Regions from separate parts of the Homo sapiens genome. Here region 1 is linked to region 2. Evidence: chromatin loops called from intact Hi-C (ENCODE). Cell type or tissue: PC-3. All regions are shown on one strand.

Evidence for each region. Hi-C counts contacts between places; a loop is a spot of excess contacts. Peaks named below come from ENCODE experiments on the same cell type or tissue, not always from the same donor. Only the 100,000 strongest peaks of a DNase experiment are listed, where the experiment ranks them.
Region 1: it touches region 2 in a loop (7-fold over the local background); 11 of 110 quality-filtered maps call a loop at or near these places.

What each region holds. Positions count from the first base shown.
Region 1 is chr1:183,818,374-183,826,373 of GRCh38, forward strand. The region is part of intron 2 of RGL1 (ral guanine nucleotide dissociation stimulator like 1); the gene reads left to right. Among named protein-coding and RNA genes, the nearest start is that of RGL1, 17 kb to the left of the region's middle. In PC-3, no CTCF peak of the experiment used is centred here; no DNase peak of the experiment used is centred here; H3K27ac peaks cover 1,528 bases.
Region 2 is chr1:183,889,359-183,897,358 of GRCh38, forward strand. RGL1 (ral guanine nucleotide dissociation stimulator like 1) reads left to right here. Exons shown (of 18, transcript NM_001297671.3): 9 at 2,719-2,803. Among named protein-coding and RNA genes, the nearest start is that of RGL1, 88 kb to the left of the region's middle. In PC-3, no CTCF peak of the experiment used is centred here; DNase peaks (open chromatin) are centred at 3,233 and 7,343; H3K4me3 peaks cover 514 bases; H3K27ac peaks cover 3,531 bases.

The DNA of each region.
Region 1 (8,000 bases), 71 kb before region 2:
CTTATCACTGTGTCACTGCTTATGGCATTGCATTTACCTGCCCTGCTTTTCTGTTCACTGGTTGACTGATGAATCCTACTTAACCCTTTAAGTTGCAGCTCAAATGTTATCTTTACTCTTCTACTTTTCCCAACCTCTCTTCTGGATTAAGGATCCTTTTATCTGAGTTTCCTTAGCACTTTACCAAAAGCTGTATTACAGCACTTATCACACTATTAAAAAAAATGTTTCTCTTTGCCCTATTCGTTTCAGTGTTTCATGAAAGGGCGGGGGCCATATTTAATTAATCATCATATTCCCGTAACCTGGGACAGTGTTTGAGACATAGTTAGTACTTAGTGAGCATCTTATAAATTGTTTGGCCTTATCTTTATTATAGAACGTGTATCTTTAGTGACTTTTTTTTGGTATTTGGTAATATTGTAAGTTCCATTTTTTGAAGCAAAAGGAAAACATTGAAGCAGCTAAATTTAGCTTATATTTTATACTCCAACTACTGATAACAATAAAAAAAAGAAAGTGATGCTTTTGCCTCATCTTTGTCATCATTACTTGACCTACACATTTCATGATTGTATGAAAAGTGGCCTAGGTATGACAGTAACCTTTATAGATGGGATGACTTGGAATTTAGAGTTAATCCATATACTTCTTAGTGACATATAGGTTTGAGTCATGGGTCAAGGATAGACCTCTGGGAACTCAGTTTCTGCTTTGAATTCTGAAGTTATTCTACTTAGGATTTTCATGTATCTTATTATATCTGGTATCTGAGGCCTATAATTGGCTTCAAACTTGCATTGACCCACTGTCAAGCCAATAAGGCTTTGCCCTACATAACACATTTTTATGAAGGGATCTGACACATCTCCATGAACATAGTAATGAAGGTTATGCCCATAATGATGAGGCCTGTTACTCTGAGATTTATGTTGCAGGCTTGTCCTGTAGTGTACTTTGTGTGGTGCACCTTTCTTACCGGAACTCACAGGCAAAAGGAGACTTAATAAGTGACATAAATTACATAATATTTTGGGTATACTTTTACATTTTCATTAGTACAACTCAATTCCCTTGCTCTCTGGCCCTCCGACACTTTTCTTTATTCTGTGGTTTTACATTCTTAAGTTTGAAATTTTCACTTTAGGCAAAATGTAAAGTTTATGCAAGAGGTTTTCAGAATTCTAGAATTTCAGAATTCTGTTTTTAGGTGCTTTCATTTACATTGTCCCAAATGTAATTGGCTCCATTAAAATTAAGTGTTCTGATGGCTTCTGAACCTTCCTGCATGCTTCCTTGCCTTTTTCTTTGCATCGGTGTTCAATGGCATAAATGTTTGCTTTAGAAAAGAAGGATGGACTTTTTTTTAAAGCAATGCCATTCTTAAAAGAGTGTTGAAGCAACATTATACTTTTTTTTTTTTTTTTAAGAGACAGGGTCTTGTTCTGTCGCCCAGTCTGGAGTACAGTGGTGTGATCATAGTTCACTGCAGCTTTGAACTGCTGGTCTCAAAGGGTTCTCCTGCCTCAGCCTCCCGAGGGGCTGAGACTGCAGGTGCACACCACCATGCCTGGCTAATTTTTAAATTTTTTGTAGAGATGGGGGGTCTCGCTATGTTGCCCAAGCTTGTCTTGAACTCCTAGCCTCAAGCGATCCTCCCACCTTGGGCCCCTAAAGTGCTGGGATTACAGGCGTGAGCCACCATGACTAGCCCATTTTGTTTTGTTTCGTTTTGATTTAAAGAAGAAGAAAATCATCTATAATTCTGCCATGATAACACAGTTCTTTTCACTTTTACTTATTATCTTCCAATTTTTGTTCACAGGCACACATTTTAACATAGTTGCAATCATGCTATCTATTCCGTTTGTGATAGGCAGGAAATATTTTTCAGAACAAATTAGAAAGGTTACTTTCTAATTTGAATCGTTTGTGATATTTGTTATGTTTCTGATGCCACAGACAAAAGAATGTATTTGGACTTGGTGTTTGAGGAGTTTTAAGGTGATAATGCTTATTTATTGGTTAATGAGCCTCATTTCTGTTTTTTACCCCCACGAAATCTCCCATCCTGTATCAGGGGTGTGGGGCTTGCATGAGGACCCTGATAGCACCATATGAGATGAGGGCATGTGACAAACGTGCAGTGGAATTCAGCTGGAGTGGATGGTGCTCTTTCCTTCTGCTTCTAGACATCATTGCCACTCTCTTGCTCTGGAGGATGTGGGTCCAGAACTCTCTAGGCCTGTGCTGTTCAATATGGTAACAACTAGCCATATGTGCCTATTGAGCACTTGAAATATAGCCAGTCCTAATTGAAATGTTCTGTACCTGTAAAATCCGCACCAGAGTTTGAAAAAATAATGTAAAATATCTCAGTAATTTCCTATAGTGATCACATGTTAAAATGGTAATACTGTGGGTAAAATGGGTTAAATAAAATGTATCGTTAAAATTAATTTTATGGCTGGGCGCGGTGGCTCATGCCTGTAATCCCAGCACTTTGGGATTACATACACCAGGCTGAGGCTGGTGGATCACCTGAAGTCAGGAGTTTGAGACCAGCCTGGCCAACATGGTGAAACCCCGTCTCTACTAAAACTACAAAAATTAGCTGGGCGTGGTGGTGGGCGCCTGTAATCCCAGCTACTCGGGAGGCTGAGGCATGAGAATTGCTTGTACCCAAGAGGCAGAGGTTGCAGTGAGCTGAGATTGCGCCACTGCAGTCCAGCCTGGGCGACAAGAGCGAAACTCCGTCTAAAATAATAATAATAATAATAATAATACTTGTACCTGTTTCTTTTCAATGTTTTTAATTTGGCAACTAAAAAATTTTAAATTGCCTATGGCTAGCATTATATTTCTACTAGACAATGTTGCTCTCAGGCCTTACTTTTCAAAATGCAGCTTGTGGTTTATTTGTGGGTTCTGAAGTCAGTTAGGTGGGCTAAAAATCAATATTTTAAAATCAGAACAGAATGGAATAGAAAATATTAGAATGTCATTATTGTAAAACTTTTTGTTTAAAGTATGCATGTGTGGACTGGATCCCATGTAAAATGTATTTTTTCTTTTTACTATGAATCATGGCTAAAAAGTTTGAAGATTAGTAATCTGGGGTGGCCTGACTTAATCTGAAGCATTACCAGGAGGCCTGGTCTGCTCTGTAAGAGGGCAGGTTGGTACCAGGAACACTTTATAGATTTTAGGTCTGGTTGGTAAAAGCTATTCTGGGACTCTTCAACTAGACCAGACCCTGCAGGAAAGTAAACCTGAACATTAGTGCTCATCCTAAAAGCAGTGGCCACTCAGGAGACTTCCAGAGTGAAGGGTGAACTAAGGATAGCTTACTGAAAGCTGGACCTGTGTGCTCAACCCTAAAGTGTCCCTGGAGTCCAAGAATGACTTTTGTCTGGTTACTTGCTTCTCGGAGACTTTTTCAAAATGGTCTCATGAGTGGTGATACTTTCTAAGAAGCAGGATGATTTCCTAATGACCTTAGAGCCAAGATGAATTGGACAGGGTTCCTTGTGACCCTCAGGTCCTCCCTGCATCATATCCTGTTGAAATCAGAAGAGACTGTATTCTAATCTAGAAGCATGTCTGTCTTCTTCCTGCCTGACAGAAAACATGTCCTTACAGTACAAAAGATGTAGGGGTGGTCACCAGAGCTGTACTTTTGGCTGGGTTCTAAATAAATGACACTGTAAGCCACAGAGAGAAGGGAGAAAAGGCTCCAAAAATGAAGTTTATGGGGTTACATGGGCCTTGTATTTATTCTGACAGTTGTAAAAATTCTTTTGGGCTGACCCATTTTTCTTTTCTTAATTAAAAAAAAAATATCTGGCAGGCAAGAGGAAGAAATGTAAACCATGTGACTAATGCTTCAGCTTTTTCTCCTGGAGCCAGATTCTTTAAAAATTATACCTTAGACATGTTTGACTTTTTAAAAACAATTGCCCACAAAAGCCACCAAACATTTTTTTTCTGAAACTTGTAGACTTAGATAGCATTCATTTTCAGGAAGGAATCCAAAAGTACAATATTTAGGAGTTATTGAACCAAAATCTCCTTTGGAGATTTTGCCCTGGTGAATTAGATTACCCTAGGAATTGGCAGAGGAACAGGCGGCCTTTTGCCTCTACTTTGCTTGAGTATTTCCAGTCCTGTTGGTAGCCACCCAAAATGTTTGAGGGAGTTAGACTAAAAGATCGTCAAGGTCCTTTGTAGACGAAAAGTACTATGACTCCAGTGACGGAATGACATGGCAGTCAGGAGTTATGTTTATGTTGACCTCTTGTTTTATACTTATTGCAAACAATTTGTTTGTTTACTCACTCACTCAAATTTGAGCACTTACTATGTGCCAAATGTTGGCCTTTGTAGGAAAATCATAGGATTTTAGAGCACTTATCATAGTAGATTTGAGGGCTTCAAAGTCAAGTTCCAATCTCCCTTTCTGGGGTGATTTCCTATGTCTCACTTTTGCAACTCCACACTTCAGCTAACTGGGCTATTTTCCTGTTTTAGGGTCTTTTCTCTTGCTGTTGCCAGGGTCTAAAATGTCCTCCTTTCCTTAATGCCAGACATCTTTAAATCGCCAGACATCACTCAAATTCTAGCTCAAATGTTACTTCTGTGAGTCCTCTCTGGTTTCTCAAAAGGTAGTAAGTGATTCTTCTCTCAAGCCAAAGCACTTTGTACTTCTTTTTTTTAACACCACACATAATCTTCTTAGAATGAACTGTATGAAATCACCAGTTTTATAAGTTAAAAATGGTTAAATATTGGCAGCTTCATACAGTTCCAGCTAATATTAACTGTGTTATTGTATGGAACTTAAATTAGGCCTCTATAAATATATTGCCCCCAAGACTTATAGCCAGAAATATTCTTTTGTCTTTTCTTCAAAAATATGAGTTATTATTAAACTAAGTTTCATTAAACCTGTGCTTGCAAGTTTCATTTAAAAAATTAAATATAGAAAATATTTATTTTTAATTTTATTAGTCTTAGCTAATCATCTAAAATTTTGATTCAGTAAACCAATGTATTAGCTATAACTTTCAGTGTAGTTTAATAAGGTTCTGTATAATTATCTACTTTATTTGTTAAAATGATTTATTCAACATGGCTAAACATAAAGCTCTGTGATATATTGCTGGAGACATTCCCCACTCCCAGCAATACTCGCCAGTTAACATTTTTTTCACCATTCAGTATTCCGTGACATCTGATTTGGATACATATCTAGGCAACTCTACAATTATTCAACTTACGGAGTTCCACTGTAGCTATAGAGATCTCAGGAGAGAGTTGGTGGGATAGTTATTTGAAGTCAATGAATATCATGTCTGTAGCATTCCATGTTACCTGTATAGAATCAGAGAAGGATGGAAAGTTAGTTTGATATGATTTTTTTTCTTTTAATTTAGAGACAGGGTCTTGCTCTGTCACACAAGCTGGAGTGCAGTATGGTCATAGCTTACTGCAGCCTCAAACTTCTGGGCTCAAGAGATCCTCCTGTCTCAGCCTCCTGGATGGCTAGGACTACAGGCCTATGCAATCCCCCATGGCTAATTCTTTTAATTTTTTTTTAGAGATGGGCCTTGCTATGTTACCCAGGCTCATCTCGAACTCCTGGGCTTAAGTGATCCTCCTGCTTTGGCCTCTCAAGGTGTTGGGATTATGGGCATGAGCCACTATACCTGGCTGATTTTATTTTTCTCGGTGATTTTATGTTAGTTCCTAGTGATCGTTGCTTACAAACCAAATCTGGGATTTTGGGAACATTTGTTGGCAGAACTACCCATCCGTTGTTTTCAGTCTACCTTAATTGCTGCCTAAAAATTGGTATACCTTCTTGTACACCCTTTAGACACCACTGTGATTCTAATTTCTGTGAAGATTCCGCTCATCACATCTGCTTCTCCTTTTAGTGTCCTTCCAGGTTATTTATCCGGCCCTGGAGACATGAAATCACTTGAAGGGCTAAGTGCTTTCTTACTATCACCTTCTCTATCTTGGGCTTTAGTTTCCTCTTCACCATGCTGGTCCTACCCTTTCCAGTTTGAAGATCATTTTCCTTGATAGGGAGGATAGAAGCAAAAGAGGAGTGAAGTAGTTCTGCTTTTTCTTTGTTATCAGTTAACATTACCCCACCTATCAGCAACCACTGCCTTCCTATTTTTGCTCCTAGAATAGCTGAAAAAAGTCCTTTTACTTGACCTTAACAATTTTGACAAGGCTCAGTTCATTATACTATTCACTTTCATGTTACTGTGTTTTATAAATATGTGTTATCCTAAGTATATGTATAGCTTTAATTATGGGACCTGCTTTCTATCTTTTATAATTTGGAAAACATGTACAACCACCTTGATCTCTTTAGGTGCTTTCTTTCATTGCATATTTTAAATATTTGTCTCACCTTTCTTGAAGCCTCTTGCCTGTTAAAGAAGGTTTATATAATAATGCTTTCCTAATGTTTGGGATACATGTCTGACACCTGTACAAGAAATGTAATCACCCTCCGCCAAGGTTTCTATATATCCTGCAGCAACCATTTTTCATAACTGAGCATAATTATGTCTGGACTAATAGTTATTTTTATTTCCTCCTATCAGTAGAGTAGATAAAAACCTAGAAGAAAGCATTGATAGCTATTGGTGAGTGCTTATATACTGAGAGGGAGGAGTCAAAGATAATTCCAAGACTTTTGGTGTATTTGAACAAAGAGAACAGTGGTATCATTAGTAGAAACAGGGATTCTGTGAAGAACTTCTTTGTGGTGCTGGTGGGAGGGTAGTGATATAGTTATTTGAATTTTAGACATATCATGCTGGAAGGGTTTCTGGATTAGAAGAGATTTGGGATTAGAGGAGTACATTTGGGTATCATTTACACATCAGTGATACTTTAAGCAGTAAGAATGAATGATATAGAGAAAATGGAAAATAAAAGAGTATTGCAGGCCAAGTGTGAGTAATGTCATGTTCAGGGGACCAAAAGGTAGAGACCGGTTAGCCTAGGAGTCAGAAAAGCATAGCTAGGGAGGTAGCAGCAGTAACAGGCTAATTCATTGGCACAGACTTTAGGGGAGGCCAAAGTTTTAAATACATAAGACTGTGTACTCTAAAAACAAGTAACATCCTGTCACTTTTGGTCATTTCAGCTTTCCAAAGCATATTTTAAAACTGAACATTAATGAAAAGCTTCTCTGAGTAACCCAAATAGCTCTCATCCCATAGGAAAGGCCAGGAGGTTATCATTCTTAATGCATATCATATCAATTCTGAATGCATAACAAAGTTGGTTGTTTATATAAAGTCATAATGAAGTTCCTTGTTCCAGTTGAGTAGAAGTAGCAAATCTGAAGAAAGTGGGGCTTTTAGAAGCAGACACACTCATAGCAACAAAAACTGACAATCCCAGTGGAAGCCTATGTTCAAATGTCACCTTCTTGGTAAGGCCTTGTCTAATCACTCATATAAATTGCAACCATGAAGGCCAGACGCAGAGGCCCACACCTGTAATCCTAGCACTTTGGGAGGCTGAGGTGGGAGGATTGCTTGAGCCCAGGAGTATGAGACCAGCCTGGGCAAAATACTGAGACCCTGTTTCTATTTTTAAAATCAATCAATCAATCAATCAATCAATCGCAACTCTCCCCATCTCTGTCTCTCTCTTTTTTTTTTTGAGACGGAGTCTCACTCTGTTGCCCAGGCTGGAGTGCAGTGGTGCGATCTTGGCTCACCGCAAGCTCCGCCTCCCTGGTTCATGCCATTCTCCTGCCTCAGCCTCCTGAGTAGCTGGGACTACAGGCGCCCACCACCACACCCAGCTAAGTTTTTGTATTTTTAGTAGAGACGGACTTTCAGCATGTTAGCCAAGATGGCCCTGTCTCTATTTTTTAAATAAACAAATCTCAACTCCCCCTAACCCTGCAACTCCCTATCCTCCATTTCAGCTTTACTTCCTCCTTAACACCACTGTCTAAT
Region 2 (8,000 bases):
GAAGTTAGGCTATATCAGGGAAGAATCTATAAATTCTGTATGGTCTATACCACATGTGGTATAGTCAGTTTCAGTTAGGAGGAGAGGGATGCCAGCTGGCTTCCCAGCCAGGCTGCCTTAGTGGGGCAGAATGGAAGGTCTGGGTCCTCAGTTTCATAAGTTTACTCAGAGTTGATCAAGCCCTAAGAGACTGGCATTGTTTGAATTTGCAAGAGCCCCAAGCTGGTAAACCAGAGTTTCATAAATTTATGCTGAAAAATGAGTGCCAGAATCCTCAAGCTTGCTGATAAGCTCATATTCTCGTTCAGGGGATAGTCTACTTGGTGTAAGCCAAATTATTTATTAGGTGATTCTTTGATGGGTAAAAAGAAAAAAATAAAGTGGATGTTTATAATGCCTCATGTTACAGAGCTGTAGAAGCCACAGCTACTTGCACTCCAAAGCTCGTGCTTTGTTTATGACATCAATATTTATCAGTAGAAGAACTAGCAGGCTTTTCAAAGACCAATGCAATTTTCTTGATTATTATTCTTTTTTTAGGTTCTTTCTTCTCTATTTTGAATAATCAAGGTGATTGTGTGTATTAAAGAGAGATTAGTTGGTTGATTTTCCTCTGCACATTTCTCCTTAAGAACGATGGGGTCATATAAAATCATTACTTGATAGGCCCTGGTGAAATGCGATGGGAAAATCAGAAGCATGCAGTGTCCCCACCCTTCACACCTCCACTTCACCTCTTCTTTCCCTTACCACCACTCTCCACTCAACTGTAGTATAGTATCAAAAACAAAGGGACAGTCAAGTGTTAAAATGTAGCCTTACTCAATTGATTGCAACCTTGTCTGATTGCCACGAAAGGTAATCCTTTCTTTGATGGTTGAAAAAAGAACACTAAGGAAAGTCACGTAACCAGCCTAAGATTTCTTCCACAGCAAGTTTGAGACTAAAACATGAGCAAAAAAAATTAATGGACTTGTATCTTAGTCTCCTTGGCTGCCATATGAAAAGATTTATTCTAGCTGGCTTTTAAAACTATTTTCTAAAGACAAAGGAAAAACCCTCTAAGCTGCATTCTGTGTAACATATGTTTCTGGTTTGTTTCTTAGTTGGTTTGTATGTGTTTTAGCAAGGACACTACAGAAGTGTCACAGTTCCTTAGAGAACACACTTCTATATCAGCTTTACATGTTCTCCATTGCTAAATTCAAGGAACAGGATTAAGATAACTTATTTGGACATGGTACATCTATACAGTGGAATATTTTGCAGGCATAAAAGGAGTGTAGTACTGATACATGGTGTAACATGAAGGAACCTTGAAAACATGCTAAATTTAAAAAGCCAGCCACAACAGCTACGTATCATATACTTGGACTTGTATATGAAATGTCCAGAATCAGCAAATCTATGGACACGGAATGTAGATCAGTGGTTACCTAGGGCTGGGACTGGGAGGACGGTAGGGTCCCAGGGTGATAGCTAAAGGGTAGAGGGCTGCTTTTTGGGGTGATAAAATATTCTAAAGTTGATTATGGGGATGACTGCACAACTCTGTGAATATACTAAAAAGCATTGGACTGTATACTTCAATGATATGTGGATTATATCTCAATAAAGCTGTTATTGTAAGAAAAAAGATATCTTATTTGGTTATCACTTTCCCTATAATCCTTGACATTTGTCGCTTTAAGTAGACAAAGGGAATACCTATTTATTTCTCTTCATTTAGGGCCACATATAATTAATTTTGAAATTATTTTCTCCAAATATGAATAGCTTAATGGTTTTCTTTATTATTTAGAGTAATATTACACTCACTATAAAACAGGCTCTTAATAATGGTTTTTTTCATAATAATGAAAATGTTGCATATATAGTGATATTGCCCCTATTAATTCTTTGTCTTCAGAATCATGCACTCATTAACCCTGGAGGGTGTGTAGAGAAAACCATGAGGCTCACAGAGATGTAGTGTCCTGGAAAGGGAGAGGGGCAGAGCAGATGCTTTGCATATGTGGTTTCACTCACTGTCCCAGCAGTCCCATAAAAGCACTGTCATATTTCCCTTGTAGAGGTGAGAACATTGAAGCTCAGGAAAGTTAAGCAGCTTGTCCAGGATCATTCAGAAAGTGAGTGGAGAGATGCAATTGGAACTCACCACCCCTGGTTGCAGAGCCCATCCGGTTCCACCATTCTCTGACTCTGGGAGTAGAAATAGTGGCCTGTGAGCCAGAAAATTTGGCTTCCATACCTACAACCCTCAGCAGTTATTCGTGGAAATTTGGGAAAATCCCTGGTTCTGGCATCGTCATCTCTAAACTTAGGGGCCTGGCCAAGATGACCTCTCAGATCTGTGGGCTCTGTGTGTGTAACAGTTTTTTTTTTTTTTTTTTTTTTTTTTTGTTTAACTCACTGAGAAGAACATGTCCTAATTGAACAACTTGATGCCCCAATTGAATAATCCTTTTTTATGATTATAATATGCATGGCTAGGGAAATATACCTCTCTCCACAGGGGTGGCCAAGTCCACCTTAAAAGAAATAAAAAGCCATCCCGCATAAAAAAAAATCATGGGCCTTATCTGTGCTTACAGTACCCACCAACCCTGAGATCAGCACAGTCCCTCCTTAGACATGAGTCCTGAGGACAGCTGGGCCAAAAGTGTCGGGTTATTCCTAACTCTTCATTGTTAATATTTTCTTAATCCCTTTTCATAGGGACCGAATGCTGATGTTTGAAGAACTTTCAGATATCTTCTCAGACCATAATAACCATTTGACCAGCCGAGAACTACTGATGAAGGTGAGGCTCTTAGTGAGGCTGCTGTGTAGTGCTGTTAATAGCTCTGGAATCCATTCAAGGAAGAGTAGTGTGAGGGCTCCTTAAGTTCCTTCAACTCCAAAGAAAGCCTAAAGTAACTAGAAGGCAAAAAATTTTTTTAAATGCAGAATCTAAGAAACTTGGGGCTGAGAAAATTCTAAGTCCAGTTGAGCTCTCTCTTTCTACCTCCCTTAGCTTGCCTGTTATGCAAGCAGATTGTGAAACTTGAGTTCATATGTGTATGTACCTCCTTAACAAGCTACTCTGCAAATACCAAGTGCTGGCAGTTAGGTGGGTGAGAGGCCCTGGAATATTCCTTCTCAGCAAAACATCTAGAATGACAGAGGCCAAGCCTGCCTGCAATTCCACATCCTTTATTTGGACTAAATTGCACAATCTGTCAGTCAGCAGTATTTATTGAACACCAAGTAAGTGCTGACTTCTGAATGACACACTAGGTAAAGATATAGCTTAGTTCATTTTATGTCTCCAGACATTTGTTGAATGCCTAATATTTGTAAAGCTTTGAACCTGCTTCTAGAAATATGAAGGTGACTAACACAAACACTGTTTCCTGGAGTTTACCATCTAATTGGGGTATATAGACACTAAACAACAAGAATAAATAGTCAAATAAAGACAACTAACAGGTTGTGAACAACCATCAGAGGGGAACTAGCATAGACCAAATATTATCCTCATAGTCTTTCTATAAAGTAGATTTTATCATCATCATTTTGTAGATAGCCAAGACTCAGAGAGGGTAATAACCTGCCCTAAGGCATACAACCAATAGGTGGTAGAGCTAAAATATGAATGTAATGTGGTGAGACTCTAAAACCTGTGCTTTTATCACCAAGACATAAAGCTATTTCTTCTGACCTTTTTGGAGTAAGGTGCAGGATGGATCAGATCCAGCTTCATAGAGAAGGTAAATTAGTAGTTCAGTAAATATTGGTTGAGCACCCACTAGGTATTGGGGATAAAACCATATTAAAGGCAGTGTTTGATCTTAAGGGGATTACAGTCTCATGTGGGAGGTAAAACATTTATAAAATAGTGTGATAGGTCCTACCATAGGGGAAAGTCCTGAACTGGGCAATCAAAAGTTGTGATTCTTATCCTTAATCTCCTTTTCTATAAATGGGAGCCAATCAAAGTATTTGGTCTGTTGACTTCATAGAATTGTTTTGAAGATTCACTATGGTAAAATACTTGAAAGTGCTATGCAAATGTAAGTTATTTTTTGTATTTGGTGAGCTATATTCATGTAAAACCAAAGTATGCATAACAAATGAAAATAAATAGAGAATAAGCTGCATATTTGAGCTTAGGGAAGATACTTGGAGTAGGAGTGAAAATCAGGTAGAGGTGGGGTTAGTAAGAAAAGGCATCCAGGTGCTAACCCTTAGGTTAGTCGATCCTATAAGGGCATTTGTTAAGGTCTTCATGACTGTTCCTGTCCTATGTCCTACTTATCCTTCATGTCTCAGTGTAGACTCCTCCTTTTCTGGAAGCCTTCCTTCATTCTCAGGTCTGTGCTCCAGGAGAAGCTGTCATTTCTCTGTCCTGGCACTTATCACTTGCTCTGTTGCAACTGCCTGTCTCTCTACTGGTCTGTAGGCCTCTTGCAGGCAGGGGCTGTATGTATCTTTTCACTTTGTATCCCTAATGCCCAACCAGTGCCTGGCATGCAGTAAGTGTTCAGAAGCTATTGTTTGGCTGCATGAATTGATGGGTCTTATCATTCACATGACTTTTTAACAATATGCCCACTATTAGCCCTTCTTGGAGTAGGTGATATGAGAAGGGCAGTATGTGCTGATGTCTGACTTTGGATTTGGACTACCTGATTAACTGCACACTAAACAATCATTACTGAGATCGTGTTACTCCCTGCTTCACATGCCCCTGGCTTTGCATACTTTAAATGGAAACCCATCTGGCTGGAAGGAGATGGCTTAGTGGTCTCCCTGTCAGCAGTACGAAGCTAGACTAACTGGAGCCACACATTCAAATCCAAACAGTCCTGAGTCTTCCTTCCAAAGTAGATAAATTGAATACTGTGCAGCTCATTGCCTGGTAGCAGCCTTCTGGCTGAAGGCTTAGAAGTGAAGCTGTATCTAGACATTAAAGATCCCATAAACCTTTCTTAAATGCAGAAGTTACCCCCCGTACTCTAAATTAAATTTCTTATAGATATGACTCAAATTCCAAAGAAATGGAAAACTTGGCTGTGAATTCATGTGGTCTGTGCATTATCATTAATGATAGTGAAATGCTTTGGGCAGTCCATGTATATCTGTAGGTCCTTTTCCAGTCATTTTTGTTAATCATTCTTCATATGAAGTGTCTAATTCTGAGTGTAAATTGTCAGCACATTTTTTTTTTAAATGGAATCACAAGGTACTTAGTTTCTCAAAAGAGTCACTAGGAAAAACTACCGGCCTCTGTTTCTAGTGTTACTCCTGGTTTTATACGGATTTATGGTTGGGTAACAATATAATAGTTTCATTTTATTTTATTTTTTGTAGATATGTAGTCTCATTATTTTTCTCAGGCTGGTCTCAAATTCTTGGACTCTTAGTTTTAAATGACCTAACTTCTCTTCTTCTGGGAAGATGTAACGTGCCACTTATATAATATGGCCCAGGCAACATGATTATTAGCAAAAATCTGTGGTTTTCCTTTTAATTGTTTTTAAAAATGTTTCATTTCCTCTCAAAGACTATCTTAAACCTGCTATGTCCTTGTGATTTCTGAAACCTGGGTAATTCTAAGCAGGTGAATTATAGTCTGGAAATTTCAAGACATCAGGGAAGAAAGCAGAATGCCAGCAAATCTTGGTTCTCATGATTCTTGGTAAGAATTTTTTCGGTTGACTTTATATAAAGGACTGCTAGAAAGCCCCAGAAATTCAACCCTGATGGAGACGTATGTTCAGTGACACTCCAAAACATGCTAAACTCAAAGTTAGAGCAAGAGTCTGTTACAACTGTGACAGTTCTGAGCTATAATTGCTGGTAGCTACTGAGCTTAAGTTAACCAACATTTATGGAGATGGATCCAGAGTCCAGTAGACAAGTTCCATCTAGACCTAGTAGAAGAGGGCCCTCTGAAGCCCAAGAACAGCATGGATGAGGGTAGCTGAACTCTGCTAAAGATGGTTATAAAGAAAAGGTGAGACTTAAGCAAGCCATTTGCACTAAGAGACGGAGAGGGAAGAGAAGGGCAGAGGGGGAGATAAAAGGAGAGAGAGAGGGAGAAGGAGATTGATGGAGGAAGAGGGAGATTTGGCATTTATCCAAACATAGGTGATGATTAAAATCATGAGATTGGATAGTATTTCCAAAGACATGAGTACAGCAGAAAACAAGAGGATAACTTTGACAAAAAGAAGAATCACTAAGAGAATATGAGAACAGCAGAGGAGGCAGGGGGAGAGAATGAGTGATACAGTCACAAAAACCTATGAAAACTTTCAAGAAGGTTCAAGGGATTGGTGTTGTGCGACATTGCAGAGTAGGAGATTTGGGGCTGAGGAAGGAAAAACTGAAACTGCTGGATGTGGCAGGTAAGTGGATTTTCAGTTGACACCTCATTTGGAATAATAGGGACTCGTCGGTCTTTTTAGATCTCTAGCAGGGATGGAATCTCATTCTCATGAAATCATAAAGTCATGGAATCAACAAGTCTTGTAGCTCCCCATCTCAGGCGTTTCTCTCTCCTATCTAATGAGGAGGTTGTCTTAAGTGCTCTTTTGAGATCCCTTTCACCTCTGTTATTCTGTGATTCTTAGGAGCCTTTGAACTTTTCAGAAATTCTCTTTAGGAATTTTAGCCATGTCTACAATAACTTATGATACATTATTCCTCTGCCCATAACTGACATACTGGAGGGAGACCAGAAGGACCTACACACCGGAAAGAGGTGGGCACTCTTATTCAAGTCAGACATAATTGATTTCTCACTCTAAGCAAATTCTCAAGAATTTCGGAGGACTCACAACTATCTAGCACAGGAAAGGCGCATATTAGGCTGCTTTCTTTTTTTTAGAGGTGGGGTCTCACTATGTTGCTCAAGTTGGACTTGAACTCCTGGGCTCAAGCGACCCTCCTGCCTCAGCCTTCTGAGTAGCTAGGATTACAGGCGCATGCCGCCATGTCCAGTATAGGCTATTTTCATTCATCCCTGTGAAAAACTATGAATGGGAGATCATTAAATAGTGGCTCTCTTTATTATCATTTGTGATGGGAAGAACTTAAATAGGTAATGAGTCACTGTGGGTTCTGTCCCAGTAGTGTACCTGGGACCTGAGTTAAGGCTGAGAGATGGAACATGTTGATGCTCTATCACTATCAGCAAGGCCAAGCCACTGAAAAAAACCCTTTTGTGGTTGTACAGTAGTGGAAGGTCACGTGCTATGGTAATACATAAATCTCAGGAAAAGTGACTAAGGAAAAACTAGTGTAGAAGTTATATACTACTGAATTGTGCAATTTACCCCCCCATTCATGCAGTTCCTGGAAAATGAGAACTTAACAAGACCCCAAAACCGCAAAAGCACTTAATGTTCAGTCAGCAAACTCATGATTACTCATTATATAGAAGAGTTTGTTGTTACAATAGACAGGAGGAGAGAAAGGGTAGCCATGTGTCCTCAGGCACCAGGAGGAAGGATTGATTTGTAAGAGTTCCAAACCTGAGAGGCAATTTAGAAGAACTGACTGGGGGCTGGGGATGTGTGAAAGTTCGACTTTTATGGATTGGTCATGTAGTACAATATTGGACTTCCTCAGAAAACTTCCGGTGCAAAAGTTTCATTTAGCTAAGAAATGCTACAGAAGTAGTCCCTTTCTTTCACAGAATGCTGGCACATCCATTTCAGGCCAAGATCGAGAAATCACAAAATGTACTGAGGAAGTCGATCTTTGTTTTCAGGATATCTGATTACTTTGAGTTTAATTTGGGATCTGTAAAAATGTCTTCATTTATGAGAATTGCCTGGCTTGTATTGATGATTGCTTTCATAACCAAATCAGGTGATCTTCTTACAAAGTAAGGGGAAGGCCAGGTGTGGTGGCTGGCTCATGCCTGTAATCCCAGCACTTGGGGAAGCTGAGGCAGGTGGATGATCTGAGATCAGGAGTTCAAGACCAGCCTGGCCAACATGGCGAAA